2 separate regions of the Mus musculus genome follow, and region 2 is linked to region 1. Evidence: chromatin loops called from intact Hi-C (ENCODE). Cell type or tissue: left cerebral cortex. All regions are shown on one strand. Each heading gives the region's core, and the rest is flanking DNA. Links, peaks and the distances in the headings are about the cores only.

Region 1 (16,548 bases), core at 4,141-9,140:
CCCCAGAGGTGGAAGATAGTAAGTCTCTATTGCTAAAACCACCATGCATTTCAGACCTAGTGCTGAAAGAGTCTTGAGCTGAGTTAGTCCTCCCTGAGGACTAACTTTCCTGGCACCGGAAGCTGCCATGCAAGCTTCTAAGGATGGAGTAAACCAACAGTCTTACCCAGCTATGACATTTATGAACCACAGCAACCACCACCATGGTTTGCTGTCTCTAAGAGTGTGGTAGTGGTAATGCGTAACTAGGTGGTCACCAGGAACACTCTAATTGGACTTAAGATGTATTCAACAAGAAGGAAATTGTGTACAGTACTAAAAACCTAACCAACTACCCAGGGCTAGTGAAGTCATGGATCTTGGAGGAAAGCCTTTAACTGCTATTTTACTAAACTAGCATAATTCTTAACTACGTTATAATGTTGGTCCTTCTATTCACAGATGAGTGTAGCTTTCATCTCTCATCAAGGAAACTTCTCTTTCAATAAATAGAGAACATTACAGAAAACCACAACCAATCAAAGCATACTGTTGTGGGACCTAGTCCCAATGAATACATCTATGACATAACTCCCACACCCAAGGCTCAGAGATCACTGAGGAAGAGGGAACCAAAAGACTAGAAGAGCCAGGGGGATAGGGAGTTTGCTGTGATATTGTGTCTTCCAGGAATATCAGAAACCACAGCCACGAAGTCTCAGCAACACAGTTGCCTAAGCACGAGCTGAGAAAGGACAACAGTAGGCATGGCAAAGTGGACAGGAGGAAGAGAGAGGCCTCAGCCTGAAAGGAAGAACCAGAGGCAACTAAGCAGTGCTGAGAGAGGAAGAAACTGTCTTCCCCAGGGAAGAACACATGGATTGGTCATGCAATTCCAAATGGCCAGCCCTGAAAACATATATACAAGAAGCATTTACAGACTGCATTTATGCATTTATGTATATGTATATGTACATTCATATAAATATATAAACGTGTATATGTATGTATATTTGTGTCTGCTTGTAGAAGATGATAATTAATAAAAAAAAGATACTGTGAATTTGAAAGAGAGCAAGGAAGGGTATAGGGGAGGGTTTGGAGGGACGAAGATGTGGAGAGAATGATATCAATTGTAACATAATCTCAAAAAATGAAAAGAAATACTTTTCAAACAAGAGATGACTCCACTTTGCTCCTGTGATATCTTGGAATATTCCGTTGGCATTTGTGTGAACACAGAGACAGTGGGAGCCGTCACCAGGTGCTTGAGGGTTAGGCCAGGAAGTGCCGCAGCTAGCTTTTCAGCCCACTGTCTGGAACTGCTACTTGGGTCTCTAGTTACCTGCAAGGAAGGCAGGGCATCACAGTCTCTCCAGAGAAAGGCAGTGTGTGTATCTGCTATTGCAGTGGAGGGCGTCCCAGGATCCTGCCTCTGACCCACGGTTCTGAGACTCCCGTCCATCTCTCCACTGCACTCTCTCCGCGCACACAGTCACGAGTCATCCCTTCAATATCTTGTCCCTGTGATTCTCTGACAGCCAGCTTGCATTTCACTCCTCCGTATTTTCTAAAGCAAAGAAGAAACTCCCAGCTTTCCTGACATTTGATAGAACCAGGAAAGCTCTTACTACCTCCGAGACGTTCAGCCTGATAATGTATATGAGGAATAGATCATTTACTTACGCTCAAAGCAGATAGACTTTCTAAGGAGAAGTACTCTGTAATGCAGACATGGCTGGGAAGAATAAATCAAATCTTTCTGTGTACTTAGGGGAAAAGGAATTATTCAAATGTAGCCTACAGCTTCAGGTCCATTTATGGAGCCTGCAATCCTAAATAGTGACCACCAGGGGGAGCGCTAGGCCCATCTCTACACGGGTTCTATTTTTAGAGGCTGATACTTGCCTCAAGGAAGAAACCAAAGAAATAAGACTATAATACTTTTTTTTTTTTTTAAATCGGACCAACTTATAAATTATTTGTGAGTCCAATAAAAGGCAATTATCAACATTTCCTACTATTTCAAGAGTAATATATTCTATGTTAGAAAAAGATTCAATTTATTCCTTGGCTATGATTCAGATGACAGAAAATTGGAGGCAACCGAACCAAAAGACTGTTCTCCTGTGTAAATGTGTCTTTAAAACCCAAATCAGATGCTTAGGAGAGTGCTTGCTATAACGTAAGGCACCATTGTCTTCAAAGTTCCCCTGTCCTCTCTCCAGTCACTTGGACAAGCTGTGCCCTTGCTAGGTAGAGGTAATGATGTAACAGGGCGCCGTGGACAAAACACCGTCTGTGGCATTTTCTGGACACAGGGTGCAAGCAGCCTCTGAGGAACAGAGAGATTTGAAGCATGAAGCCTGGGGGAAGGGTGGATTGCAGACATGTAACAGACTCCCAGGACCCTAGGGGTCAAGTTAGGGGCCCAGAATCAAGGACAAGAGGACAGTTCTACAAGGAAATCCCCGGCATAAGGTCTGCTGCAAAGCCATGCAGTAAGGGAAGCACTGCAAAAAGAATTGGAACCTTGCCTTTCTGCGGCAATGAAACTGAGATTTTGGGCAAATGATCTTCAGGCTGCTCATAGCAGCTCTCTCACAGATTGGGCATAAATATGAGATGAGCTAAGTGGTGTGTGTGTGTGTGTGTATCTGTGTGTGTGTGTATATCTGTGTGTGTGTGTATCTGTGTCTGTGTGTGTGTGTGTGTCTCTCTGTGTGTGTGTGTATCTGTGTCTGTGTGTGTCTGTGTGTATCCGTGTCTGTGTGTATCTGTGTGTGTGTGTTTGTGTATATCTGTGTGTGTCTGTGTGTGTGTGTGTCTGTGTGTGTATCTGTGTCTGTGTGTATCCGTGTCTGTGTATGTTTTTGTGTGGCCATCACAGGTAGTCAACAAATACCCACTGTCTTCCTGGAAAAGGACTTGCATTTTCCTAAATACAGTTACAAATACGTTGGACCTCTGTATTTTCACAGATTCTGAGTCTGTGGTTTAGGCACTCAGACTTTGCTTTGAAGTCCTAAATGGGTGGGTGACGGTGGACCCATCTGGGCATGAGGCTCAACTCCTAAATCCCTTGGCTCTAAAGGAGGCCTGCTGTTAGAGGTGTTAGAATTTAGATGAATGGTGAAGAAAGGTCAAGACAGTGGGAACGAGAGCCTACAGCGATCTCTCACCCAGCCGCATGGACTAGCAGGAGGTACTTCCCTTGGCCTTGTGGGAAGCAGACCACATGGACCGAGGAAGATGAGCCGCTAGACCAACCTCAATGTCTGTCCACCTCGAATCCTTATATTGGGCCTAATCCTCAGTGTGCTTGTGTTTGGAAGGAGACCTTTGATAAGGTCAGAGCCATCCTGGATCCAACTGATGTCCACCTCCTGTCCCCCATGACAACAGCAAGAAGCCAGCTGGCTGTGACGTAGAAAGTGATTTCTGCTCAGACCCATGCCTACCTGTGCCTTGATTGCTTGGTCTCTAGAATGGTGGGGAAGAAAGGTTTTCTTCGGTAAGTCGTCTAGTCTGTGGCATTCTGTCACAGAGGCCCAGATAGACTAAACAAGCTAGAATCAAAGGAACTTGGAGGTAAGAAGCGCTAGGCGTGGTTGGCAGACATGTTGCAAATGTCCAGAGGTCAAGGGTGTCAAGGCAGCGGTCCAGAATGAAGGAAAGGGGGCTAGGTGGACAGGAAGGCCATCACGCAAGGTTTGCTATGAGGTTCCACACAGGAGCAGCACATGTTTTACTGAGTAGGCAGGAGCAGCACACATGTCACAGAGTGGGCTGACCGCACCACTCTTCTGGCTCTTAGTTGTCCATGTGATTGCTATGTGACCATGTTCCATCCTCTGACATCATATTCACCTCAGCAGCTTGTTCTCAACTTCCTCCCCCGCCTTCCTGCCTTCCTTAGGCCTTCTCTGTGCTCCGGAAGGCTGAGCTACAGGGAACCGTGGCCAGGGTGGTGCTGGCACGTTCTAGTTGTGAAGTTCTAGTGTGAGGTCCCAAGGTGAGGCAAGATGGTCACAGCATCTCTCCTGCCTCCCCCTATTGTGCTGCGGGTCATAGGCAGTCCCCGTGTCTTTGCCTTCTTGTACTTCCTCATGCCTTGGCTTTGGGCTGTGCCAGGAACTCCTCCTGTGGGAACGGCGCCAGTTCTTCCTGGCCTGGACCTCATCTCACTGGTTTGTCTCACCCTGTCCACACCTGCCTAGGACGCTCTGTTCCTTGTATTTTTAAAGAATTTTTTTTATTAGATATTTTCTTTATTTACATTTCAAATGTTATCCCTTTCCTAGTTTCCCCTCTGAAAACCCCCTATCTGTCCCCCCTGCCCCCAACTCATCAACCCACCCACTCCTGCTTCCTGGCCCTGGCAGTCCCCTATACTGGGGCATAGAACCTTCACAGGATCAAGGGCCTCTGGGGGGCTCTGTTCTTAACCATTCTCCTTTTGAACTCTGTGATGAATTATCTTCCACCAAGACCCAACTTTTCTATTACTTCTTTGTACATGTTTATTTATTGTCTTGTTTGAAAAGGAGATTATAGGTTATTAACATTGTGTTAAATGTGAAACCTTGTAAGTTAGGAACAATAAGCAGGAAAGGCACACACTGGAGGTAAAGGTGAAGCTGAGACAGTTGCCTGGTACCAAAACCTCTCCCACTGATCACCAGCAAGACATAAACAGGTTCCCTCGCTTTCGCAATGCTTTGATAAAACACAGCATCGATTCAGTTTAGAGTCTGTAAGATACAACTAGCCCAATTACCTCGCGCACATTCACCTGTACGGAGCCTGGAGCTTTGGCAGAGTTCTCTTTGTTATAATGAAGGGTCTTATGTAGGATAACACCAGGAAGAAGAGGCACACTGGAGGGGGTGACGGTGCAGATGCTCTTGGCATAAGGGACAGAAGGTGCTCCTGGGAATCCTAGAATAGTATCACGTGTAGCCAGACCTCCATCCATCCAGGCAGCTGCACGCAGGGACTGCAGAGGTACCGGCTTCGAGGCTTGCCGGATCTGTGAGATGCTTGCCGGATCTGCACCCAGCATGGTTGGCGTAACCCACCAGAAGCTTATTACTGGCATTTCTCTGCTTCTCTTTCTGCCAGCGATTAGCTTCCTCTGACGCCTCTGGTCCTTCTCAGAGCTCCAGTCACGCAGCTTTCCACTCTGTCCTGATTCTGTTTGCAGACAGCACCAGATTTTTGAGGGTCTCCATTCTACCTAATAGCCATTTTCTGAACAGCCAGCCCCCCTTCTGCAGCTGATAACTGGGCTCTCCTTGGGTCCTCGGGGTATAGATATGACTAGCTGCCCATCTTTGGGTAGGACTGGCCCATGATGATGATAATATTATTACATGACAATAGCCTTTGGTAAGGTTGCCTAGCCTCTTCCAGGACAGAAGTATGACCTGCTACTCGTGATTGCTTAGGGACAGTACAGAGTTACCTCTGGTAAAGGAACAGACCTATGTGGGTGGGGTATGCATTTGGACGTCACAGTGGACAAGGGAAAAATCCCACAGTGTTATTCTTTTCATAAAGATGGTTGCATAACTGGAAGCATATGCTTATTTTGCTTGACTGGTGTTCCCTAGACATCTATCTCCCCATGGCTCAGCTCTCTGTAAGGTCTCCTCTACTCCAGTCTTAATGCCAGGACCCAGACAGCAAGGGAAATATGGCAAGGGCCCAAGGAGTAGGAGCTTGAATTTGGTGAAACTATTCATCCCAAAGCAGAGCAGAATGCTGGGAAAGAGGAAAGCCCACCCCACCCCCACCCCCTGGGGGGCTCAGCACAGCACAGCACCCCCCCCCCCCCCGGTAACAAGCGGGGACCACCTGACTCAGGATCCATGAAAGGAGTCCAGGACCTAGCTGAATACAGCTGGCAGCCTGTCGAGTGAACTCCTCTGGGGAGGGCTTCCCTAGAGACTTCAGCGAAAATTCCTGATGGCTGAACCAAAGATCTAACTCCTCCACATAGCCATGTATGCCCTTGGACCAATCTCCTGAGGACTGACTGCTTTCTACAAACATGCAACATGGACAGTAAGATCTGCCATGAGAATCTGTGGCATGAAATCTTGATTGGGCCGTGGGTTATTAAGTCCTAGTGCCAATGAATTGACACAGTTTAGGGATGACAATTGTTGGAGGGCTGCTGACCTGTTTGCTAACACTTGCACTTGGACTTGGGCTCCTAACAATTTGAGAGAAAAGCCATCTTTCATGGCAACCCCGGGAACCCAAGCCACCTTTGAGGGGGCAGCCAGGGCTTCTCAGAAAGACAGGGCTGTGTTAGCCAGAGCAGAGGCCAGGGCTATGTACTTCTTGCAGCTCTGTTGGCTGTGGGCTGAATAATCTATTGCGAGGCCCAGATTTGAAAATAAATTTTTTAAATAGGCAGCCATACAGGAACAGATAACCATCTCCCCAGGGGCACAGCAGGCTGGAAAGTGTTTTCTTGCGTGAAGGCAGGAGGATGGCTCAGTCCATCATAGCATAACCCTGCCTCTGAAATCCCGGAGGGGTGAGGGGAATCCCAGGCAACCTTGACCTCTAGTCCAGTGTACTGCCTCTTACCCCTCCCATGCTTGTCCGAACGCCTTTGTTCAGGTGAGGTTTTACCTGCACTGTCTGAGAAGGTTGTAGAAGCCTGCTTAAGCCTGTTTTTGTTTGTTTGTTTGTTTGTTTTTTTGTTTTTTTGCTTGCTGGGAGAAGACACTGTTCTCCTTCAGCCTAAGGGGGCATCTCTGGCTGAGTGAGGGAGCCCCTGCTCAGTTTTGTTGCCAGGCTGAGGCTGAGGCTGGGGCTGGGGCTGAATTATCTTGCAAGAGCAATTGAAGCCTACCTTGGCTGGAGTCAGTGAGGTTGTAAAATCACTTCCCTGAGGCACTCCGGCACCCAATTTGGAGATGAGTGGGGATTTACATGATTCAAGGGAATGTTTCTTTCCTGTGTCAGGGCTCAGTCAGTCGTGAAGGGGGAATGTGTGAGCAAAGCTTAGCAGCTGTTGGAGCCTGCTCTCCTCTGGAGGGGCCAGCAGAGTGGAAGCCAAAGGGACTGAATCTTTGGGGGATTGGGGTGCAGCTGCTCCATTGTGACCCTCAGGGCTCTCTCTCTCTCTCTCTCTCTCTCTCTCTCTCTCTCTCTCTCCCCTTTCTGTTGTCATCAGGAGGTTGTGTGAAGAAAATTTCTCAGGCTATACCCACCATGAAAAGGATACCCAGTTTACTCAACACTTATTCTGGGCTGTGCGCTACATCGTCACTTTCCTAACAATTCTTCCCCAGATCTCTACAATGCCTCTAAGAAGTAAGTATTGTTATCCCCATGTACAGATGCGGAAACTGAGGCTCAGGGAAGTCTATGGAGGCAGAGAGGGAGGGGGAGTTACCCAACTGACTCAGCCAGTGTCATCCCACTGCTTGGATCGCTCTGGGATTTATATCAGATGCGTTTCTTTCCAAACACCTATCACTGAGAAGAAAACGAGCCACTGTGATTGCTTCGGCTAGGCACAGGTTCCTGGGGAGCTGAGGGCTGGGAAAGGCCCGAGTCTACCACACTGCCTTTAGTGTAGACAGAAGAGCTAGGAGGTGATGTTTCTAACCAGACTGAATTTGGATCTAGGCCAGTCCACTGGCCCCGTGAAGAATCTATCCTTTCTGAGCCTCTGATTCTTCCTGTGTTCAAGAGATTGTTATATAAACCTAGGGCTTGTTGTCAGTATAATGGTCTTGCCATGTGTCTAGGGAGGACTGTCAGTACAATGACCTTGCTGTGCAGAACAGGCTCCACAGGTTTTAGGGTGGCCACTCCTTTCATTATTTACTATGGTAGAGCTGACCAAGCCACAGCATCATGGTTTAAGACAAGACCAACCATTTATTTTGCTCATAAAGCTTCAGTTTGGTCAGGCTCAGTAGTATAGTCTGACCCCTGCTTTAGGCAGCACTAGCTGGAGGCTCCTCTGGGGATCTACCTACATGGTCCGCAAAAGCTACCTTTCCATATGGGATAATCTATGGCTCCCATATAACAACCATGGCTGGGAAGGACAACTGAGAATTCCCAGAGACAGGAGATGAAAGAAGCTAGCTTACTAAGCCTTTAGCCTCCTAGATTGAGGGAGAGGGCATATCAGGAGGGAATATGAATGGATTCAGCAGTCATGCTGTAAGAGAACCATGGTGCTTTGCCCTGTGACCACAATTCCTTTGCCTTTCTTCCCCAGGCCGGCCATGCTCACCAATTCCCGGCAACCACAAAGCCTCATCCCAGCGCTGGAAGGCTCAGGTTCAAGGTGCAGGATCCCGCTGTCAATCAGGCCAGGCTGCCAATGAGGCTCCCCGAGTGCAGCGTCTGAGACAAAGCTCTTTCTGGATCAGCAGTTCCGTGAACTAGAAAGACAGGTCATTTGCATGCACGGCCTATGACAGGAGAAACACTCAGAGGAGGACAGTGATGGAGGCTGGCTTGTCTGGGAGTATCCAGGACGGAGGCTAGACAAAACTTCCTTAGAGGAGCCTAGCACTGACCATGGACTGGGTAGGAATTTTGCCTTAGGACATGATTCTCATTCAAACCTCATCTCTGTCCTTGAGTGTAGGGGACAGTGGGAATGTCACTTAGGACTCTGTTCCCTTCTCCTTAGGACAAAATAATGATTTTTACTTTGTAGGACTTGTGGTGTTGAAATGAAGCATTGTATTTGAGATTGTTCAGCAGAGTACTGGGTATGAATGGCATCTCTCATTTATGATAAATTGAGCATAATGATGTTTATTTTGTGGAGTGAATACAAGACCTAAAATACATGAAAGAGATCTGTGAACTGTACAGTTTGGGGGAAAATAATGCATATTTTTGTGTCTTTTGTTAACACTGGTTGCCCCCTAGTCATGCCTCAGCAGCAGAAAGGTGGGGACCCCTGCCCTGGAGGTGAGGGTAGCTCCTGTCTGTGGCAGGATGGACGTGTTCAGTAGTGGAGAGAGCGGAGTTCAAATCCAGGTGCTGGTTCTTGGCTCTGTGATGGGAGAACATCTCCTGTCATGCAGCTTTCTCACCTGAGAAATGGTCAATCGCCATCCAGCTGCTGCAGAATGCTCTCCCCAGTGAGCACAGAGAAATGCTGACAGGTAGCTGTTGCTTACAGTCACTGGGAGCAGGGGCACCACATGGCTCTCGTCAGCCTGTTGTGAGGATCGGGCAAACTGCACATAGAACACCTCTACAGAGTTAGGTCTGTGGGAAGTGTTCTGAAAATCCCAGCTACTGCTCCTGCAAGCAACGATTTTAATTCCAGCAACAATATTGCTGATTCCACCCGACTAACCATCTTTGAACGCTACTGTAAGCTCAGAGACTCGTGCGCTTAAAGTATATATACGGATATTGCTGGGAGCTTGTCCGTTGCAAGAACCAGGTACACCCACAATAATGACACAAAGCAAAGGGGTAGAGTCTAAAGAAAGAGGGAGCCATGTGGAGGCCTGCACTTCTCCTGGTGATGCTTCTGTCAGGGGTGCGTGTGAGAAAGCATAGTGAAGTCTCCACACTGAAGACAGCTGCAGCATTTTTTTTAGGCACTCAGAAATACAAAGGGCTGCAGGTTTATTTATCATACTGGGGCTACAAACCAGAAGTGGCTCCATCTCTCCAAAAACAGTTATGTTCTGCCATTAAATCAGCTCTCCCATATTAGATTAGTCACGCTATGGCCCTTTGGTCCTGTTGAATAGTGGGAAAGACTCAATTTTATATTTTAACTCATTGGCTCACCATAGGACTCCATGGTCCCCACCTACTTTTGCTTGCATGGCTACTTCACTGGGACTCCTGCCTCTGGAGATCAGGAGAGAAGTAGAGCCCAGTCTTTGTATTTTCCTAAGTTCCTAGGTGCTGTGGCACTTCCTTCAAGGACCTTCTGGCTGCGTCTCTCATCACACATGGGTGGTGTCGGGGCCATTTCAAATTCTGAAGCTTATCATTTGTCAGTGGCCCAGGATGCTGGATGCTGTAGCTATGGCTACAATAGTGCTGTGAAAACTATCTCCAACTCGGAACCATATTATTTCCCACTGAACCTTCGACCCACTAGGCAGCCCAGATTCAAGCCAACGCAGCTGAAGGGCTGGCTGGTACGATCCAGATTTACATGACCAACTCAAGCTGAGCGTGTGCCGGTTTGCTGGGCTACACTGCTCCATTTCTTCTTATCTGAGATTAGAGAACTATCCATGTAAGAGCAAGAGCATGTGAGGGCATATCTTCATGTCAGGCTCTCACCCAACAGTGTCCAGAAGCACGAGAGGAAACACAGACCCCCCTACCCCCCTCGTCTGTCCGGTTCATCAAAGGGATCGTCTTAAGAAGTCACCAGTGGGCTGGAGAGATAGCTCAGCGGTTAAGAGCACTGACTGCTCTTCCAGAGGTCCTGAGTCCAACTGTCAGCAATCACATGATGGCTTACAACCATCTGTAATGAATGGGATCTGATGTCCCCTTTTGGTGTGCCTGAAGACAGCCACAGTGGACTCATATAAATAAAAATTAAAATACATAAATCTTTAAAAAACTAACCAGAAAAACTCTTCTGCTTCTCACCAGCTAGAGCTAGGTCCTATGTCATATGTCCCTTTCTAAATGAGTGCCAGCACACTATTTCTTATAAAAAACAAGTAATTCTCCCTTGGGTTTGAATATCACTTCTAGGAAGAAGCCAGGATGACTCAGGTTAAGTGTAATCCAACAGAAAGAAGTGAGTAGGGGAAGAGAGAGAAAGAAGGGACACATCTTTGTATTTCCTGGCTAAATCAGTTCCTCGAACACAATTGCATATTTTACATAATATAGTGCATGCAGAGCTTGAGGGGCTGCGTCAGGGCTGTAGTCAGTAAATTAAAAGCATTTGCAGTGAGAAATTTCACAATGCTGTTAACAGCATGCTATAATTACTATTGGTAATTGGCTATTACTAATACTTAGGCAGAGCACACTAAGTGCCAGGCACCTTTGTAAGTGCCTTAAACACACTAAATCATTCTCATCTGTTACTCGTGAAGGCAAATACAGACAGCTTTTGGATATTCATGCCTTTGTAATGATTTACTTCTTTTTATCTCACGTGTGTAGGTATTTTTGTCTGCCTGTCTGTCTCTGTACCACATGTACAGAGTCCCCTGGAACTGGAGTTACAGATAATTGTGAGCCACCATATGGGTGCTGGGACTGGAACCCCTGTCCTCTGGAAGAGCAGCCAGTACTCTTAATTGCTATGCCGTCTTTTGCAGCAATAATATACTCATGCCTTTCTATTGTCCCTTCCCACATTGAGCCTGGGCTTAGCGGCTGTGATGATTCACTTTGGGGGTAACCTGCTGTGCAGTTAAGAAGCCCTGACTAGAAGCCTGAGTGAAGAGAGGCCATATATAGAAAGACCAGGGAAGGTGGGGGTGGGCCATCTTGGATGTTTTAATCTCAGTTGAGCTTTCTACCAAATGAAGCCTGTCAGCAGCCTTTGTCAAATCTTTATAAACGGTAACCCAGCATCCCCAGCCGCTGGATTGTAGGGTGGTTTGTTACATGGCAGTGGAACAGAAATAGTTGTTCCAACAAACGTGTGCAAGTTCCTTGGACAGTTCTTCTTGAGAAATGTTATTACTTGTGATCAATGAGAAAAGCTCACGTTGCAGTTGTGAACCTGTAGTTTTCATTCCCTCCTCTGACAGTTATGATATTCACTACCTGCTCTGTCCTGGGCTGTGTTTTTTATGTGCAGGGACATTGCAGGGGAGAAACATAATACTTACTAATTTATGGCCAAAGTTCATCCTCTTTGATGCTGCATTAACAAGATCAGTAGTAACCCTAAATGTATCATTTCTTGGTTTAGAATTTACTATGTATCTTCTTCATCTGAATCTGATGTCACTACTTTTGCAATGCTCCAAACAGGGCCCATTCATAGGTAGACTTTGAAGTCAAACTAACCTGGTCTTAAATCCTCTCTTCCTTCTTTACTGTTTTGGACCTCAGTTTCTTTGTATTTGGATTGGGTTTAAGAATTCCCATCTAAAGCTACCACAAAGGTTACAGGAAGACCACCAGTGCTTGATAATTTCTGTGCCTTTCTTTCTGCCCTTGTACACTGGCTATCTATAACCAATTCATGACAATTTTTATCAGAAAGCATTTCATAGGTGGCCTAGTATTATTCTGTTGCTGAGATAAAATTCTGACCAAAAGCAACATTGGGAAAGACAGGGTTCATTTGGCTTACCAGTCCATATCACAGTCCATTGTTGACAGAAATCAGGGCAGGGACTTGAAGCAGAAACTACGAAGAAATACTGCTTTCTAGCTTACTCAGGTTAACAGTCAGCTAGTGTCCTTATACAACCCTAGACTATCTGCCCAGGGAATGGTGCTGCCCACAGTGGCCTGGGACTTCATGCATCAATTAACAATCAAGACAATCCCCCATAGACACATCCACAGGCCGGTTTGCTCTGGGCAATCCCTCAACTCCCTCCTCGGGCTGTATCAAATTAACAGTTAAAACTAACTAGGGCAATGGCCATCTGATCTGAACTCTTTTCTCATTCTCCAGGATGCAGATGTGAATCTGCCTATACTGAGTCCTCTGTGCCTGTCCTGATTTCCTGATTCTTTGCTTTGGAAGGCTGAGTCATGACCTTCACCCACGGAGTCTTTCCAAGGGTTGTCCTGTACATTGCCTCAGTTATTCAGGCCTATGAAGCAGGTGTCCTTAGTGTCATTTGCAGTCAAGATATCCAAGACTCTAAGAGGGACTTACACAAGGTTACAAAGAAAATTAATAGCCTAGCATGCTTCGCTCAGCGTGGTACTATAGCATGCTTTGCTTTGCAAGTGTGGTACTATATACCTGCTGTCTTTAGCTCCTTCTAGGTTCTGAGCACTGCCTTCCTGCTGTATTCTCCCCTAGTGCCCCACAGCATCTCACAAAGAAGCTGCTGATGTGAAACCCAGAGCATCACCAGAAAAGGGAGTCCAGCAAATTATTGGTCTTCTTGCCATTGTGTATGTGGATGGCACTAACACTCACCAAGGAGCTGCTGAAATCTACTCAACTAGAACCATGACTGGCAGGAAGGGGACTAACCAAATTTTTTTGCAGTGGGCTAATCTGACTCTGTCTCTCGCTCCACACAGCCTGGCTTATGAGTGGGGAGAAAGTCAAATTATAGACTGATAGCCCAGAGTGTCTCCTGGGAAGACAAACACTGAGTAAAAGTATTCAGAGAGACTTGAAAAGCTTAGGTGTGTGTGTGTGTGTGTGTGTGTGTGTCTGTGTGTGTGTGTGTGTGTACTGTGATTTTAGATAGAGATAGCCCCTCTGCCACTTCAACAGTTCTGAAAGGGATTTTCTAGATCAAGATTATAGAATTCAGAAAATTTAGACAAGGAGAGTGTAGAGATAAGCCTAGAATGTTCTACCTTCTTTCTTTGTCTAAAGAACAAAGCTATATCAAATAAAATTTCTTAGTTCTCTCCCAGTGTTTCCTCTAAAGCCCACTTACACATGTGTCTCTGACCACAGATACCCAACGCTTGGTCCTCATTCCCAATTCTAGCCATGGGTACCTTGTGATAGGCAGGAGGTGTGTTTTTCATCTCTGGTGCCCACCAGGGTTTAACTCTATCCCTGGCTGGAGACCAGGCAGTAGCTGACTAATTGCCACAAGCAGTCCATCACTGAACATGACTCAATAATTGAAGGCTTCATACCCTGATCAGTCCATGTGTCACTATTGGTCCGGGAGTTATGATTTTGCACATGTAAAATATGTGTGCTGTGCATGTGCATAAATGTACATATTTACCTGTGTGTGGGCACACATGTCCCACACCTCCACATTCCATGCCACACGGGGTCAACAGGTAGCAGGGGAGTCATAGTGGGAGGGAACAGAAGGCAGGGAGCTATGGACATTGTTTACAATTGCCTGTCTTTGGTGACTTCATACAGATCACTCATTTCCAGTCTGTATAGATTTTAATTTCCCTGCACACACCATGCTGGCACCAGAGGCAGATGAAGTTGGTCTTGATTTGGTCATCGAGTGTCACATCCTGGGTCAGGAACAGCTCTACCTCCCAGGAGGACACAGATACCACAAGCAGGATACATGACAAACCACCACCCTGGTGGTCTTTTAGTGAGGAAGTGTGGCCAGGCTCTGAGCAAACAAGGGAGAGGCCACTTGCATCAGCCTGAGTGGAGACATTGTGCAGGAGAGAGCTGACCAAGGGACAGCAGCTGACCAAGGGACAGAGGATTTGCTCGGCTGCTGAACTGACTTTGCTTTTCATTGCTGCTCATTTCCAATGAGGATTTCCCAAAGGACCACCCAGATTTGGCTAGAGCCACTTAGAATGCTGAATCCCTTCCTGGAGAATAGGTCTTTAATTTCTACTGTAATGAGCCAGACATTGACTCCTCATCCCACATCCTTAAATGCAAATACAGAGCTCACTTGGAGGTAGAGAGAGGTCGGCATGAATTAGCCCATCCAGGGTACAGCCTTTGATTGAGACCAATTACTTCACCCAGCCCCACTTCATTTCCAGTAGAAAACCTACCACTAATGTCTTTGGCTACAGCCAGGCACTGATGAGGCAATCAGGAGGAAAACAGATATAATAGACACAGGATCTCACAAAGGGTAGGAGAGGAAGTAGGGAAGGCAGTGGGCGGGATATGTTCATTCACTGTCTGCAGACTGTGCCAGATACTGTGTTGGGTGTCTTTTGGGCTTTTGTACTGAGAAATTAGAGTATTGTGGTATAAACACACACACACACACACACACACACACACACACACACACACACACACAGAGAGAGAGAGAGAGAGAGAGACAGAGACAGAGACAGAGAAAGACAGAGACACAGAGAGACACACAGAGCGAGACAGAGAGACAGAGAGAGAGACACAGACACAGACAGACACAGTCACAGACAGACACAGACACAGACACAGACAGACACAGACACAGACACAGACACAGACAGACACAGACAGACACAGACACAGACACAGACACAGACAGACACAGACACAGACAGACACAGACACAGACACAGACACAGACACAGACACAGACACAGACACAGACACAGACAGACACAGACACAGACACAGACACAGACACAGACACAGACACAGACACAGACACAGACACAGACAGACACAGACACAGACAGACACAGACACAGACACAGACACAGACACAGACACAGACACAGACACAGACACAGACACAGACACAGACAGACACAGACACAGACAGACACAGACACAGACACAGACACAGACACAGACACAGACACAGACACAGACACAGACACAGACACAGACACAGACACAGACACAGACACAGAGCCCAAACCAGCAGCCAGTGAACCGCCACATAAAGCTGTGTGCTTCTGCAAAAATGCATATTTGCTGTGGCAACCGGGAGATTGCCACATCCAACGTGAAGTTGTCATTCTGAGTTTTCCCCTGTTTTAAACCCTTGTGGTGCTATTGGAACCCAGGCAGAGATGGGAATACAACCAGGTCTCTCTGGCCTTCTTGTATTTGGAATCATTAGTTTAGCTCTTGCTGGTAGCATCTGCCCTCCAGAGAGACTCACACTCAGTCCAAGGTGTCTAAGTGTGGACTTCTCACATTCTATCTTCCTCTGATGGGTTCTTCATCAGACCTGCGCTTTCTGCCCTCTTCCCTGTCCTTAGTACTTGAAGAAAATCTCTCAGAGAGAGAAGAGGAGGTGTTACTGCTGTTCAAGGTGCCCAGTTGTGAAAAGAGTTTTATGCTATTGGGAAAGCCGTATTTTATCTATTTTATGAATGACAAAGCTGAGTTGAGGAGGTAGTAACTGCTTAGTGGCACTTTCTGACCTAACGCTACTTTCTCTCTACCCCGGGTAGAATATCAAGTTCGCATCAAGAGTCAGATCTCCTGTGTGACTGTGCAAACTGCAGGTCCAGCATGGGAATTATGGAGAACTTCTGAAACCCTAGAAAGTGCAAGCCCAGATGTCATGGTCATGGTAGTACATGAGCCAGCACGGGGCACGTATGCTCTGTTCTGAGGCCATAACTCATAGGCTGATTTCTATAGTGAAGAGTGTTTCTACAAGACAGGCGGCAATATATTTTCAAAATGAATTACCATCTTACTGTTGCTTCTGCATAGCAGTTTACGGTGATCACTGACAGCATGTTGCTATAATTAAGGTGAAATTCGAATATGCAAACCTAACAGGTTTTTCTGGGGGTTTTGTTTGGTTGTTTGTTTGTTTGTTTGTTTTTTCTTTTCTTCCCATTTATCTTAAATAATTTTGGCTGGAGCAGATGGCATCACCACCCCAGTGTTCCACACACACTCTCTCATAGAGATAATGCAAGATTCCATTGACCTCTTTCAGTTCCCTTCTTTGAGGTATGGTCTCTTTGTATATCCAAGGTTTGCTTTGGAAGTTTAATCTTCCTGCCTCA
Region 2 (16,548 bases), core at 7,232-12,231, 370 kb after region 1:
ATGGCAAGTACTTTACACACTAAGTTATCTCTTAGGACGAAGAAGTAATTTATAAGTGCTTCTGAGAGTGTATCAAGTATTTCATAGTCTTCCTTTCATTTGTTTTTCCCACAAAATTATCCTACCGGGTTGTGACCCAATATTGCCATTTCAAGTTCTTTCTTGAAAATTGTGCAGATGAATCACAAAACACAATTCATAATGTTGTAAAGATGTTTACAGTTCTGTGTTGGGCTGTGGTCATAGCTGTCCTTGGCAGTCTGGGGTTGGATATGCCCAATCAGGGCTATGGTGTGCTACAAACTAATACAACACATTTGTATTAGTTTTGTTTTGCCCATATAACAAATCACTGAAGACTTATCAGCTTAAACCAATGCCCATGCACCATTCACAACTCTAAAGGTCAGGAGTGCAGTCAGGCTCAATGGGGCCCAACATTGGGGTCTCACTGGGCTGAAGTCAAGCCGTTGGCCATGCTGGGCCCTTGCCTGGAGGCTCTGGAAAAGCACTCACTCTCAGGCTCTGACTGATTTGGCAGAATTCAGTTCCTGTGATTGCTGGACTGTTGTCCCCACTTCTCACAGTAAGCTGAGGGTACCACTGGCTATTCTCACAGGCTACCCATGGTCCATTTAACATGGCCTCTCCGGGTTCGAGCTAGCAATAGCAAGCATTCTCAAATGCACTAAATCTCACTGATACATGCCATTAAATAAATCTGTTGAAGGACTTCATGTGGTTGAAAGAAGCTACTAAGTAGTTGTTCTGCTTTTAAGCCAACTAGAGCACCATTTATCATATTCACAGCACCTCTGCAGAACCATTTTAGAAATACTTCCTAATAGGGGATGTCCAACAGTATGAGTGGGAGCACCCTTGGACCAGTAGCTGCAGGGCAGGGATGACTATGAACTCCATTCTTTCTTCTGGGTGTTTATGTGCAAGGCACTTAATGTCTTTGGGCTTCAATCATAAGAAAAATGGTGGGCACTAATTGATTTCCTCGTGGAGAGATATGGGAGGATTTACTAACATCACACCCATGAGGCAGACTAGCTTAATGCCTGGAATATTGTAGGTCCTCAAAAAATTATCTTTGGTTCTGAAAGATAAGATAGATTTTTCTAATGACAGCATCATTTCCATATTGAGGATTCCAGTGGGAGATAAATGCAGTAGAGTTTATAATGGGAAATTAAGGCTCAACAAATGTAAGGCTCGAGTAATTGTTACAATGCCCTCATTAAATGAGAGCAGAGTCCAAACCAGGATCTGCCTTAGTTCCTAGTACTGAAACTTCTACTAGGAACTTTAAACAAACAAGTTCCCTATGCATGCTTGAATCACAGCCGCTACAGTAAGCACAATTTAATGGCTTGCATTTTAATCCCCTTAACACTAAACTAGCAGAATACTGTAGACTCATCACAATGCAAGCGGCCCACCTTGCCACAGTATGCAGAGCTTGGAATTTATGGCCCACTTCATTAGGAGTACACACAGAGCCTATTAGCAACATCTGTCTAAATAGAAGCCAGTTTGTCTCCTTATCTCCTGACCTACATTATTCTTAGAATGATTAACTCATGCTAGGGAGTGGGGCCCTAGTGTCTAGGCTAACACCACAAGTTCAAAGGTATAGGTTCTGAACAGACATAATGATTCCCCAGGGTTTGAAAAGAAATGCCAGGGTTGGGGACTTGGGCTAGCAAGCATTCTAGTCTTCATGTGGCCTATGGAGGAGGCTGTTTACCACTCAAGTCACTAGGTCAGTCAGTCAGTCAGTCAGTCAGTCAGTCAGTCAGTCAGTCAGTCAGCTAGCCAGCCACTCACTCACTCACTCACTCACTCACTCACTCACTCGCTCACTCAGCCCTGTGTTTAAAAAGCAGCCACCTTACTCCTGTGAGAAGCGACTCAGTCCTGGTGCAAGCTGCCACTCTGTTTTATCCATGGGGTGTTCAAGGAGGGGATGGAGTCAGAGTCAGCCCTTAGGTGCTCACATTCAAGTAGGAGGAACAGAAACAGATGATCACAGGAAGATCTTAGGAGTGCTACAGGAGAGCCATATGAGCAAGGAAAGAGTGTAGCCATTCATGTAGACGTTCACCAGGGTCTTGAAGGACCACACAGACTGGTTAAGGAAGAAGGGGGAAAGGAAGGGATGCATTGTAGGCAAAGATCTGGAAGAGTCAAACGTCAGGACCTGACTAATAACTGACAAGTTCAGGGCAACAGTGATAACATAGCAATGGGAATGACGCCTTAGCGAAAGAACAGGATAGTGGCCTCACACATAAGGGCCTACCTTGTCTACAAAGGTCAGTCCTGATATTTTAAAGAACTCAGTACTTATTCCAGAGTATATAGAGTCAAATTAAAGGGACAGAGCTTTAGTAAGACATTGATGTCACAGGACCTAAAAGGCTCTGGCACATTAAGATACATTCTAAGGGAACTGAGTTGTAGGGTAGACCCCAAAGGACTTGCTCTGATGGCAGAAATGTTGACTGTTATTTACTGAGGCAGACACTGGCTAGGGGGGTCTTGTAAGTGCACAAATTAAGTGGTACCAAGGTTTACTCTAAGTTTAAATTTTTCTAGACTAGGAGGCTGATGGCTACTGTCCTAGAAAACATGGTGCTGAGATTTTCTTCATCTCCCAGTCACTTGGGGATAAAACCGAGTTTCCCTTGGGGGTACATTTTTGATATCCTTTTTATTGGCTGTCATCACTGGGTGTACAAGAGGACTGTTTCCACTTGAGAGTTGGCAAGAAGACCATCTGTTGAAAGAGTCAAGCACTTTTCCCATGGGGAAGCATTTCATCTTTTCCTAAGGAAGCCTTACAATGAGCCACAAACCATTTCCAGGATGTTTATTTAATACCCCAGAGGTAAACCAAGCAGAGACAGGAATGAAGGGGAGTTTGTTACCTTTTCATCCCAAGGTCAGGCTCAATGGGAATTTTTTTCTTTGTCTCTTTTGTTTCCAAAACATCACACCTCCCCACCCCATCTTTTAATGCTAACTAGTTAACCCAAAAACTACTTATAATTTTTTTCTAAGATCCGTAACTATAAGAAATGACCTTTGGGCTATTAAATGTTCCTCCATGATAGAGAGCTTGCTTTGTATGCCATAACTACATCTTTAGTACAGAAAGAAAAATTAGATAAAAGGGAAGGAGGGAGGGGCTGGGAGAGGAAAAACAAGAGCCCTTTAAGGAAAACACAATAAACCAGCCAGCACATAGCAGCACTTTGTGATTTAGGAAATACAAAGTTATGCGCTCAGAGCCTCGATCCCAAAAGACTTCAGGTTTCAAACCAGTTTTCCCATTTTACATAAGATAAAAATTCCATGAGAAAAGAAGAGCTTCTCTAAGATACAAAGTCACCTGGGAGCATTTTGTCTCAAACACCAAATAAACCTAAAATTTATATATTATACAGCAATCTAAACCAATGCCAAGATGGATTCTTCTTAGAGCATAAATAGCAGATTAGATCTGGACGTAGGATATAAAACATCTAGCCTTCACAGAGCAAGGGGTGGCTTGCTGCCAGGTGGAGGAGTTCAGCTTGGTTCTACAGAAGATAGAAGCAAAAGTTTGGGAAAGAAGAGACATGATCCTAAACCAATATGTCAAGGCCAGAACTAAGCACAGTGCTATAATTCCTGGGCCCATGACAACAGCATCACTGCCTATAAAGGCGTTCAAATGCATATTCTATGTCTTGCCCTGGAACCCCTGAATTACAAATACTGGGTGTCTATTTCTGATTTTCTTTAACAATCTGTTCTGCTGGCACCAGAGCAGGCTAGAAAGCAGCACAGGAGAGAAGAGAACTCTGTGGTCCTCAAGCCTCATGTCTGGTCGACAAAGGAAGACCACATCTCTACTACTAGATTTCAGTACCTGCTCATTCTGAAACAGGTTCACACTGCTGCTCTTGGTGAACCAGGGACCTGATGAGTGAGGTCAAGAGTGAACTCCCTGTGTGATCTGAGCATCACCGTCCTCTCTAGCCACCCTTCTTTCTTGTATCCTAAAGGGACCTCAGACTAGGTTCCAGCCAGTACCACAGTAGTTTGACCATCAGTCAGAGTAAAGAGAAACCTAACTATGCACTCGTGTACAATATTCACAAGTGTTCCTGGGGTTCAGGCCTTGGATTGAGAAGGAGAGTATAAACTACCTTTTTTATGGCTGAATAACATTCTTCTTTACCTACAAATATTAATAGTACAGGAAAGTTTCTTTGTAGCCCACTGTGTTTTGGAAATGATGCATTTCACTAAAATCCAGGCCCTCGAAACTCATGCCCCCCCTCATCCCCCACTTCCATCAGTACCAGCCACCCTTATCTTCATGTACCAGGCCCCCTGCTGCACTTCAAGTGTCCATAGGGATGCTCTACTCATCTAAAGGGTTTGCCCATTCTCAGGAGTCATCCTTTGCACATTACCCATCTTCTCAAAAGTTCTGCCCCGTACTATACTGAGATCTTGTTATCACTTGGCTTTGCTATTCTCTATTAACTCCCATCTTGATTGTGAGCACTGTGAAGGCAAACAAGATGTGTATTTTGTTCCCTGAATATCTACAGAATCTAGACCAGTACTTCTTAACCTTCCTAATGCTGTGACCCTTTAAAACAGTTCCTCATAGTGTCGTGATCCCCCCAAACCATAAAATTATTTTTGTTGCTATTTCATAACTGTAATTTTTCTACTGTTATGAATAATAATGTAAACACCTTTGCTTTCTTATGGTCTTAGGCAAGCCCTCCAAAAGGGTCACTTCTCACATTTTGACAACCACTGCTCTAGACTGATGACTTAGCACACAGTCAAAGATCACAAGTATGCTAAATAACTGAGGTCACCTGACAGGGACAATGCGGTATGATCTACCCTGCATCCTCCAGCCCTGGATTTCACACTTCATGCTGTGCTTCAGTTGGACCAGTCACTGATATAAGGCCTGTTTGCCTATTCTGTGTCTGTTGTGTCACCTAATAGACTCCTCTTTCTTTGTGTTGCCTTAAAAGATGACCTCATCCTGAAAGAACCCAGCTTGTTTAATAAGGTTGCCAGAAGAAAAACAAATCAAAGCACTTCACAAATTCTCTGCCTTATGACTCTCAAAGACCTTTACTATCTACAGGGCATTTGTCATCTAACTAATTAATTAACCCATCAATACAAACAAGGGGATTTTATGGAGCCCCTGGTGCGCCTGGTCCTTTTGCTGAGATTGCATAGAAGAAAAAGCAACATAGCCTTAAAAGTTGCCTCGCCAGTTGATCCTTATTATTCAAGTCAGACCAGTGCGCACACTCAGGCTTCACTTGTCTGCAGTGTGCCACACCTCTCAGAGCTCACTAGGCTTTGAAGGAACGCCTTCAGACATACTGACAACAAATACTTACACAATATCTTAACAGTAGCTGACTGTGCGCACACACACATACACCTAAATGAAAATAAATATTTCATGGAGGGATGGGGTTCATGAATCCCTACCTGAGGAGATACTGACAATGGTTGGTGTCTAAGTTAGGGTTTTACTGCAGTCAACAGACACCATGACCAAGGCAACTCTCATAAGAATAACATTTAATTGGGGCTGGCTTACAGGATCAAAGGTTCAGTCCATTACCATCAAGGCAGGAACATGGCAGCATCCAGGCAGGCATGGTACAGGAGGAGCTAAGAATTCTACATCTTCATCTGAAGGCTGCTAGCAGAATATCGGCTCCCAGGCAGCTAGGATGAGGGTCTTAAAGCTCACACTTACAGTGACACACCTACTCCAACAATGCCACACATTCCAATAGTGACACTATCTGGGCTGAGCATATACAAACTGTGACAGATGACTTCTAGGAGACAGTTCATTTTCCTTAAGGGTGTGGTCCCTGGTCGGTCAACCACACTCAAATGGATGGCTCCACAACCATCAGTATATAAGCATCACAAGCCAGGGTTGCTAGGTTATGATAAAACAGAAGACATAAAGCTGCAAGTGGGATGGGGGAAGAGACAGGCAGAGAAGCATGGGGGTTCTGCTCAAAATGCATTGTATGCATATATGACAACTTCGCAGAATTAATATAAATATTATATTTTAAATTTTTGCTGAGCATTTCTAGATGCCCTAGTTCCCAGACGACAGCCCCGGGGCAGGAGAAAAGACAAATGCATGCATGAAAAAGCATTTCCCAAAGGAGTTGAGAATTTGATGGGAGTAATTCAACATGAAAAACACATAGAGAAAATGAAGAAAACACTAAATTTAAAAAGGCAAGTGAACGTGTATGCATGTGTGTGTGTGTGTGTGTGTGTGTGTGTGTAATAATCACCATTAGTGAAAAAAGAGGGCACAGTTTTGAAGGAACGCTGAGAGGAGTGTATGGGAGACTTTGCAGGGAGGAAAGGGGAGGGAAAAAGTGTTATAATATCAATGAAGAAAGCTTTTTTAAAAATGTAAAACTTTTTAAAAAGGTAAATAAAAAAAACAGAGCTTTAAGTAATGATTTGATATATACATATACAGATTCATCATTCACCAAGGCACACTGGGCTTGTTTGAAAGTACAGGGCTGGAGCTGGTCCTAAGGCACCCACATTATCATGGATAGGGATCACTGTGTTTTAGCAAGTGCTCATTTGACGCATGTCCCAGGTAATGAGAGGCTCCCAGACTCCCTGCATGCAGCTCTTACTTCCACTACACAGCACTGTCTCCAATACTATGGCTTACGATTTTCTGTGGCTTAGAAAAAAAAAAAGAGAGATAAGAAGCCGGACACAGACTTCCATGAACTGAGAAGGCAGGGCTTTGAAAATGAAGGATGGACCTAGTACCATCACGGAAATTAAAATTTTAGTCATTAAACCGAGCTTACTATTGCAGAGTGGGCTTGGGTGATTAAACTACAAGGAGCGCTTTTACTATCAATGCCTGGTTCATTATATCATCCTGCCCTCTGGGATTTCCTCTTGTTCCGAAGAGGACCCCCCCCCCCCCGCCACATACACACACACACACACACACACACACACACACACACCATGATAAATGCAGATCTCTCTCCTTCTTCTAGTTGCCAGTGATGGTTATTCTAGCCACCTATACCTAGCTATTTAAAATACGGAGCACAGGTACATTTGAATGAGTCTATACCATACATACATGTTTCCACCAGCACAGTGGGAATCCTAAGGAAGACAACTAAGATCTGGAGCAGAAATCACTCAGAGATTGCCATGTTCATCACAGATGCCCCACATTTAGCCAAGCACCTGGTCCAGATCAGATATTTAAAAAAAAAATGCTGAATTATTGAACTGACCAGCTTTTTGTGTAGTTCTCATTAACCCAGTTGTTATTGTCAGCGGTTATAATCTCTACTGCACCAACACTGAAAAGGGAGACACGTAAACATGTAGTGTAACAGGGAAAAAGAAAAGAAGAGACTTAAGAAATAAACTGATAAGCCCGTGGTCTCTCCTCTGTTAGGACCAGTCTGCCTCTTCCCTCTGTCACAAACACTCGGACTTGCTGAGAGCTTCCAGGTTCTTGTGTAGAGGGACTAAACCTTACCAAGTAGATCAGAAGACAAGAGAAATCAACCTCACTAGCAAGTAGATACCGTCACTGGTCATAGGGTCATCGCCTCACTCTCTGTTGAGCTTAGAAGACAGTGTTCACAGCCTGGGAGTAATTGAGAGAGTGTTCCTCTGTGTGCATGACTATAATTCCTGTTTGGTTAGCAAGTGTACAATGTTCTTCATGTGGGATAAGAATGAGACCTGTGAACACTTCTCAGGCTGATGTTGGCAGGTCCAGTCCAAGAACAAAGTCCCTGTTTTCCTTATTCTTCAGCTCTTAACTGGATTCTGCCCTCTAAGAGAAGCCACGGAGTTTCTCTAGCACACGGGATTTCAAATGCCCCAAGCATATGCCTTCTGCTCCCGACACCATCTGTTATACCATATGATTCTCCTCCCGCTGTGATCCAGCTGAAGGAGAACCCAGGCTGCCCATGGATCTATCTACAGAACTATATATTAACAACTTTGGTCACAATCAATGTCTCCTATTCTTGAATGTCCCCATGTTACAGTAAGTCTTAGAGCCTTTCCGGAGTCTGATTAAGCTCTAACGACCACGTGGCTTTAGGTTTGAGGGAGCTTTCTTTTCCTTGGTCATATATAAGAAAAAGAGTTACATGGAAAAAGGTTTATATGTCAGCTTATGGCTGAAACCCATACTGCTCAGCGGAAGGCATAGTCTATAAGCCAGTTCGAAGGACCTAGGGGAACAAGCAACCTTCACCACGCTCCAATCCCTTTCTAAGAGTTAAAAGTATCGCTGCCGCTTCTCCCTGGCAGGGATTCAGGGCATCTTGGCGACAAAAGCATTTTCAGGTGCATTTCTTCACCTTTAATCTTCTAACTGTGAGCTGAGGGGTCACAAAGGTCTTTTCCTGGGCAAAAAAAAAAAAAAAAAAAAAAAAAAGAAAAAGAAAAAGAAAAAGAAACAAAGAGACTTTGCAGGGGGAGGGAGATGCACCTTCAGGGCTCCTTCCTTTGATGGTGCTGACTGGAAGAGACTAACATCAGGAGAACCCTCACTGCCAAAAATGCTGCTCAGAGCATGTGCTATTGCGGAGCAGATTCCTCTTTCTGACTTCTGTAGTTTGTTGCTCAAACGAAAAAGGCAGAAACCAGGAATGAATACACACACACACACAGCAGTAGCACTCAGATCACTGTAGGTTGCTCTGAATAACTTCTTTCTGGTGGCTGCACAGTTCATAGATGTTCCTACAGTTGGGATCATCACTTCCCTCTCCTTCAATCATTTAACAGCCCCCCCTCCACCCGTTTTAATTTAGTTTACATTTGTGATAGGGTCTCACTCTGTACACCACACTGACATGGAATTCACTATGTAGCGGCCGTTCTTGAACTACTAATGGCAATTTCCCTGCCTCAGTCTCTCACGTGTGAAACATACAGGTGTGAGCTGCGATATCCAGTGCTTTAAACATGTTTTTAAAATCATGTATTTTGAACCTTGATACTTGCTAGTGAGTGTTAAAGACAATCTATTCACTGTTTTTGGTTGTTAAGGCAACTTCTAAACCATCTTTTCTGTTTATAAAGGAGCCTTTTTCCCTAGGCATTCCAAACCTTTAAACAGGACGGTGTTCAGAAAGTCCCCACTTGTCATTCCCCAGAGCTGCCATCCTAAACACAATAAACCAACTGGAAAAATTTTGAGGAGGGCAATTTTAGAGCAGTCCCCTTTGATCATTGTGATTCTCGAGGCATAATTCCTGTACTTGGGAGACGCTCGATGAGCACTTTTGAATTGGCTTGAAATGGCTTGCTGCCAGCAGCTGGAGGGGCCCAAAGTGGACGCTCTGAGCTCCTCCTGACTGATTCACACCAGGTAGGTATGAGTCATCTCGCCCGTGAGCACGGCTTGCTCACCCAGATAAACAGAAACGGTGTGATTGGCCATCCATGGTGGATCAATACTCACATAAGCCTTCTATTATTACTATTTTTATTTTAATCACCCTTAAGGACTTATGTGGTACAGTTATGAGTGGCCACTGAAAACACTGTGGAAAAGAAAAAACCAGCTGAGATGTTCTTGAAAACTAGCTCTGGGGTTTAGTTGCTAATGGCGCCTGCCTCCCTCCCTCTCCCCTCTCCCTTTCTCTCTCTGTCTCAGAGCTTATTTTTTTCTAATACTCTCTGATCTCTAGCTCCCCTTCTTATTTCTTGTCCTAACTGAGCTAATTGGATACCAAGCATTTAGCAGCCCTCCCTCAAAAAAACAAAACAAACAAACAAAAAAACTGGGTTCTCCCTCTCTCTTCTATCTCTGCATCTGTCTGTCTTCAACCCATCCATGTCCCCTGTCCTGTGCATACCATAAAGGCAAGAGGAGACCTAGTCACCCCTGCTTTCTGTTCACCATGGATCTATCAAGTCGAACCTGTGGGGCTCCCTTCCTTCTGTCAAGTTTATGCACACACAGCACCAGACAACTTTTAGCGCTTGGGAGCCTCGGTCCCTGCTGACTTCCTCCCTCACTTGGTTTTCTGAGGAAGGCCACTTCCAGGTCATATAAGCAGGGGAAAGGAGACGCTTCTTCCACACCACAGGCAGGGATACATCCAGTAACGACACAGGGGTATGAGTTATTTATTCTACAGGCATCCTGGAAGGGCACTTCCTGCTATTTCTTACAAGTACCTTAAACTTGGCAGTTTCGCTGTCATGATGGTCAGTCCTGAACACAGGATGCCTTCATATTCTACTTTCCCTTTCCTAGTGCTATCCAGCCTTCTGCTTCTTCTGCATGGAAGGACTTTTCATCAAAACCTCTTTATTTTCTTTCTGATCTCACCCATTGCATTGGGCTGTACTCAGGAAGACTTTGACACACCCATTTCAAGGTTCAATTACATCTTCTGTCCCATGCCTTTTCTAAAATCCTATCTTTGCCTTATGGTCCCATGCCTGACTGAACAGTTAACTGGTAAAAGGAGACGCGCTGTGTTTTGGTTCCTATAGTCTAAACGCTGGATGCTGTGCTAGGCGACTCAAGTGAGACACTGCTCATACTTGATGAGCAAAAGAACAAGGAAATGGAGTAATGAAGGAAGAAAAGACTAGATCACAACAAGTCAGTTATTGAGTGATACATTTCTGTCCTGTGTCCTGAGCATCACCAGATAAATATTTGTATCACACACTTTCCCAAAATGCCTAAATGAACAAAGAATAGGAAGTAATGATCTCTGGGCACAGGTCAGAGTGGAGAGAGGAAGAGTACAGAAGGAGTTGCAGGGTGCAAGGTAAAGGAGGAGTGGAAAGGATGGAGATACAGGACATATATATATATATTTTAATTTAAACATAAGCTGCAATTAGAGTCCAGATCCTTGGGGGAAATACCAATTTAAACTCTGCAGGTGGGACACGAATGACTACAAATGGATAAAGAAAAGCAACTGTGAATTCTTTAACAAAACAAAACACCAGAGATAAAAACAAATGCACCTGCACAGAACAGCAGTACCGCAACCCAGAGTGGCATCTGCCGCACTGCACCGAAACTCACGACCCAGGCAAGCGCTGTTAATCATGCTGCAAATGACGGACTCGGGGGATCCATCTAGCTCCGGCCTTCCCCTTCCCTCCTGTTAGTGCCTTCACATAAACCCAACTGGAAATCACCTAAAATCCCGTCTCCATTTCTTCTTTTCTAGAGCGAGGGTACAGGAAGGAGTTCATAAAGTGACTTGGAGGACAACTCTAATTTTCGTGAATGTTTTATTAAACAAGGGGCCATTCATTTATTACTCCCAGACTTACTGAGAATTCCTTCCTCTTGTATCTCCATGGATTCTGAACCTCACATCGTCTATAGGTTGAGGCTATAGAGTATTTCCCAAGGCCTGAAAGATGGAGTTCTTCCTTAAGGTATACAGCAGGATTATGCTTCCTACCATCTCTTGCTTCTAGCCTTGTGACTGGCTCCTGCCCACTTCCTGTAACTGGGAACAAGCAGCAGCACTTTGGGGATCTCAAGGACCAGCCGTGGGTGCTCTTCTGTGCCTCTTGCCTCTTTCAGTTGGCTGGTGTAAAGATCGGCCCCCAGGTAACCCTGCAAAGTACTTTCAGAAAACAGCAGAACCTCTGTAAGTTTTTGCTCTTGCATGGCTGCCTGCAAATGAGATGCCCACCAACTGGTTTACCTACCGAGTACTCTTATATGAGCAAGAGATTAACACCAATTTTGTTTGAATGATTATCCATTTTTGATAAGCGTGACTACAATCACCTTAACTCAAACAATTGCATGAGCCTTCAGGGCACAATCCATAGCACTGAATCCGCCACACAATTAGAACAGTGCTTAACCAATACTGTCTAATCATTAATGCTTCTACCAGGGGAAAAAATGAGCAAGTCCATGCCTATATCAGCTAACAAGTCTGAGTGCTGGAGATGTGTCCTTGAATTTGAATTCATGGACTTTTTCAAAATTGACTATAAAAACAGTGTTCAAAGTATTACAGTTCCTGGCTTTCCTGCCGTGTAATTCTCAGCACATATTGATTTTGAAGCTCAAATCTTTGCAATTCCCTGATAATGCTATTCCTCAGAATAATGAACCAGGAAGGTCCCCTACGCCCACAATTGTGCTCGTTGTGTAGGGACTGTGATTTTCTTTAACCACAGGTATCTGCATTTGCTCAGGCCCTCATTATAGTAGATAGGATGTTATTTAATCCCCAATGAATCTTTCCCTAACAGCTTCCCTCCTTTTCACAAGTCCCGGTGGAGCCTCTTGCAGTAACTGTGTTGGCTTCACTGTCCCGGTTCCCCAGGTAATTATCAGAATTAACCCATCAAATGTTTGCTGCCCCTCAGACAAGATAGACTGGTAAGGTCATGTGTGGGCAGTGCTAAGCCAGACCATCTGTAAGAGTTTTGCACAATCCTTAAGGTGTGAAAGCATTATTCTGTTGTCACATATCTACTGAAGGTTTCCAAGTACTTTGTGCTAGTAAGCAGTGCATGATAGAGTTGAAAAAAAGAAAAACATTCAAAATAGCACAGTGGCCATATTTTCATCTAGAATTTACACATATACATATATACATGTGTGTGTATATACATATACATATACATATACATATACATATACATATACATATACATATACATATACATATACATATACTTATGGAATCTTAACATCCCATCATCCACTTGGTTGTTGCACATCACACCCAGGTCTTATTCAAGGAGCTAGAGCTACAACAGTAAATGAGACAAGCCCTTGCACCCAGAAAGCTCTCTACACAGCCCTCCAACTTTTGACCAACACACAACATGGCTTCTGCTTTTATACAAACTAGTTCTGTCCCCAGAACACCCTTGAACCATGAAAACATCCACCTTGATAGTTCCTCTTTTATTATGTTGTTCTGATCAACCCTTATTCCGATCAAAATATTTACCCTGGGGCTGGAAAGATGGCTCCGTGGTTAAGAGCACTGATTGCTCTTCCGGAGGTACTGAGTTCAAATCCCAGCAACCACATGGTGGCTCACAACCATCTGTAATGAGAACCAACGCCCTCTTCTGGTGTGTCTGGAGAGAGCTACAGTGTACTCATCATATATATATAAAATAAAGAGATTTTTAAAAAAAGACATTTATTTCATTGAACTGATATTTTTGGCAATTTTCTTTATCATACATTTGTTATAATTTGTAATATTTTCATCTATGTCACCTATTAAAAGGTGATACTTTAGCTCAATAAAATGAGCTAATGAAATAAAACGGTCTTCAAAGGAATAAATAAGATGTCCAATAAACATATAAAAATCTCACTAATTTTTACAGATCTGCAAAATAGAGCCACACTGAGGGCTGAGAGAGGGCAGCTCATACTCAACAAATGCTTGCTTTACGAGGATGAGGACCTAAGTGAGAGCATCAGTACCCACATCCAAGTTAGACACTGTCTACCTGTAACTCTACAACGGAGCTCAGTGGCCAGCCAGCCTGAATCCAGGAGCCTGAGGTCTAATCAGAGACAGCCTCTCAAAATGTAAGGTGGAAAGCAACTGAGAAAGACATTCAATGTTCACTTCTGACCTCCACTAGCATGTACACACATGTGCACATGAACACACAGGTATATGCAATACACACACACACACACACATACACTCTCACGCATGCACATGACATGAAAGAACAAACAAGCCTGACTAGGCAACAAGGCAGACTGTACGGGAGGAAAGAGGAAAGAGTAAGAAGAACAGAGGAAAGATGCTCAATATACAATACATATTGTTATCAAAGTATAAAAGTAAATATTTTTAAGTGGTTTTGGAAGACAGAACACAATCACATTGACAAATTTTTACTCTACTGAACTCAAAGAGGGAGAAATCAAAGCCCAAAGAAATGAAAGTGCTTTGACACGGTCACAGGAGGATGGGGAATAGATCTGAAGCTGGGCCGATGGTGCCATAGGAAAGAATCATATTTGCAGCCATGCACACCTTGTAGCTTGTGGAACTATGCATGAAGGCAAAAGCTCCTCCCCCAGCTGGCACAATCCACCGATAGGTGAAGTTTGATAATATCATCTTTGGGGTCATCCATGTTTCAATTCTTATAATGTAACCAGGCAATAACTACTGAAGAATTAGAATATGTAATTAGGCAGTAACTACTGAGGAATTAAGATATAAAAACCTAAGGGAACATCCTATAAAAAGTTATAACAATGGAACAAACAAGCACAGGGCCCTGACAGTACTGAACTTTTGTCTTCGGCCCCCATCACATAGAGATCTAGACGGACAGACTAGGAGAAGTCCTTGGAGATTCCCCCACTGCCTGGGACAAAAGCCTGAACTCTCGTTAAGTCTACCTGGAGCAGGATCTCTTGAGAACATCTTTGAAAGATCCTCTTTCTCCCAGAGTGTAGAAGCCCCTGCGGCTTCCTGGGGCTTCTTTTTGTCCACCAGTCCAGCTAAGATCCGTTCATCCCAACAGTACTCATTCATTAGTTTAGTATCATATAATACATTTTTTTTACTCCACAATGCTTCCACATTCATGCTTCAACAGGGGATCCTTCTATTCCCCGTTTTACAGACGAGAGAGGAAAAGCATCGCTGAGAGAACATGATTTTAGTGACAACATCCAGGTCCAGGACTGAAACGTGCATCTTTCTAGATTCAAAGCTCACGTTGCTTTTGCTGTATCAGAGATCAGAGGCTCTGTGATGGTGGCGGTAATGGCAGTGGTGTGTGTGTGTGTGTGTGTGTGTGTGTGTGTGTGTGTGTGTATTCGTAGAGTTGGTACAGGATGCAATAACGGCCATGCATGCACACAGGGCAGTACAGCATAAACCTGTTAGAAGAACAGTGTGGTAAAATAATTAAGTTTATAGAAAAAAAAAACACATGTTGTCAATAAAGACTGTGAGGCATCTAATTACCAAAATAGCCCTTCCAGCCCACCTAACAAGCCATGATGAATATTAGTTTAAATACTCAACTGTCTATGACTTTTGTTTTTCCAGTGAAAGCCATTATTGCCAGAAGGAAAAGAATGGTTTTAGGTCTGGTGGCTTGCAGGGATGTGGGGAAACTCAGTCATTTTATTGCCTTGACACTGTGGTTCATCATGGGTATCCTTAGAACTCACAGAAACGCTGAGACGTGTAGAGTTGTTCACAGCTCCCTCTTATACCCACATGGCTCCTTTAAGGACAAGCCTATTAAAACTGTCTAGCTTGCTGGAGCTGGATAATTTTGTAAAGAAGTATTTAAAGGTTTAGCGTTTTATACAACCAATCACCTGAAGTACACTAGGACAGCCAGTAAGAAGCTTAAACACACTCTTGAGGAGACAAAACGAGACATCACCAGACAAGGGCATGCAACTTCTGGCCCTTGATTCTCTCACTTCAAGACTTTTATCAGATCCATTTAAACAGAGTGAAAAAAAAATTAATTAAAAAGGGTTTCACTCCATGCATTGAAATGGAAAAGATGATTTTTGCTTTTCCTTGGCTGGTCTCTGAAACACTTTTCTTCCAGCAAAGCCAGCTGGGGAAGAGATTTCCCTATGTGTCAATAGCAATTTCAGCAACAGAGAACTCTGGACCATCTGTGTGACCAAGGGACCTGAAGAGGAGTAGAGATCCCTGTGTGAGGGCTGTGGTAGAAGCTCCAGTCCTGAACTGTTGAGCAGAGTCCGGGATGTGATGAAAGCAACGCCCCCTCCCCCTCCCCCCCCCCCAGCTGCCTGCCTGCCCCTCGAAGCCCTGAGGATAAAGCATAGCCACAGTTCCTTCAAAACCACGGGCCCAAAGACTGCAAAGCCGAGTTCTCTATAACTTAAGAGTACATTTAATAATAGGGGAATCTCACTGATACCCACCTCAGGATCCATTCATTTGTCCTTTTCATACTGAAAAGCTCCTATCCAGCACTGATTAATTACCAGTGCAAACCTGGCCCGCAGCCAACGTCTTCCAAGTTGATTCTGTAGCCAGGTGGATAACATTTCAGCTCAGGTAAAACCCTTCTTTCCTTGCAATCTAAGTACTGGATTAAGAACTCATAATAGCTTAACCTGAAGGACCAGAGAAGAGGTGCAGGCACTTACCTTATTTGATTCCATTGATAACAAAGATCTGTATGACTATTTTACATATAGTAAAAAAATACATTAAGAAATATTTATTTCCATGGAAATTTTTAAAAAGTAAATTTCACAATCTTAGATGGGTTCAATGTATGGTTTGTAGCTAAAAATAAAAACAGTCTCGTGGATATATCAGATAAACACTGGGTACTACTATGAGTTCTCATGTCTTTAGCTGGACAAAGAATGATATCACATTTGTGATGTGATTTACAGTAATGATGGATATAAAATAAATAAGAGATGTTTCTGTCACC

The links. A loop is a pair of places that touch in the nucleus more often than their neighbours do. Peaks named below come from ENCODE experiments on the same cell type or tissue, not always from the same donor. Only the 100,000 strongest peaks of a DNase experiment are listed, where the experiment ranks them.
Region 2: it touches region 1 in a loop (2.6-fold over the local background); 18 of 42 quality-filtered maps call a loop at or near these places.

Annotation. Positions count from the first base shown.
Region 1 is chr4:104,879,478-104,896,025 of GRCm38, reverse strand. It overlaps Gm40216 (a long non-coding RNA gene), which reads left to right and starts at 5,943. Exons shown (of 3, transcript XR_867966.2): 1 at 5,943-6,048; 2 at 7,175-7,314; 3 at 8,237-8,819. It also overlaps a transcript of Fyb2 not described here. In left cerebral cortex, for the core only: no CTCF peak of the experiment used is centred there; a DNase peak (open chromatin) is centred at 6,953.
Region 2 is chr4:104,515,431-104,531,978 of GRCm38, reverse strand. The region is part of intron 5 of Dab1 (disabled 1); the gene reads right to left. Among named protein-coding and RNA genes, the nearest start is that of C8b, 240 kb to the left of the region's middle. In left cerebral cortex, for the core only: no CTCF peak of the experiment used is centred there; DNase peaks (open chromatin) are centred at 8,002, 8,706 and 9,463.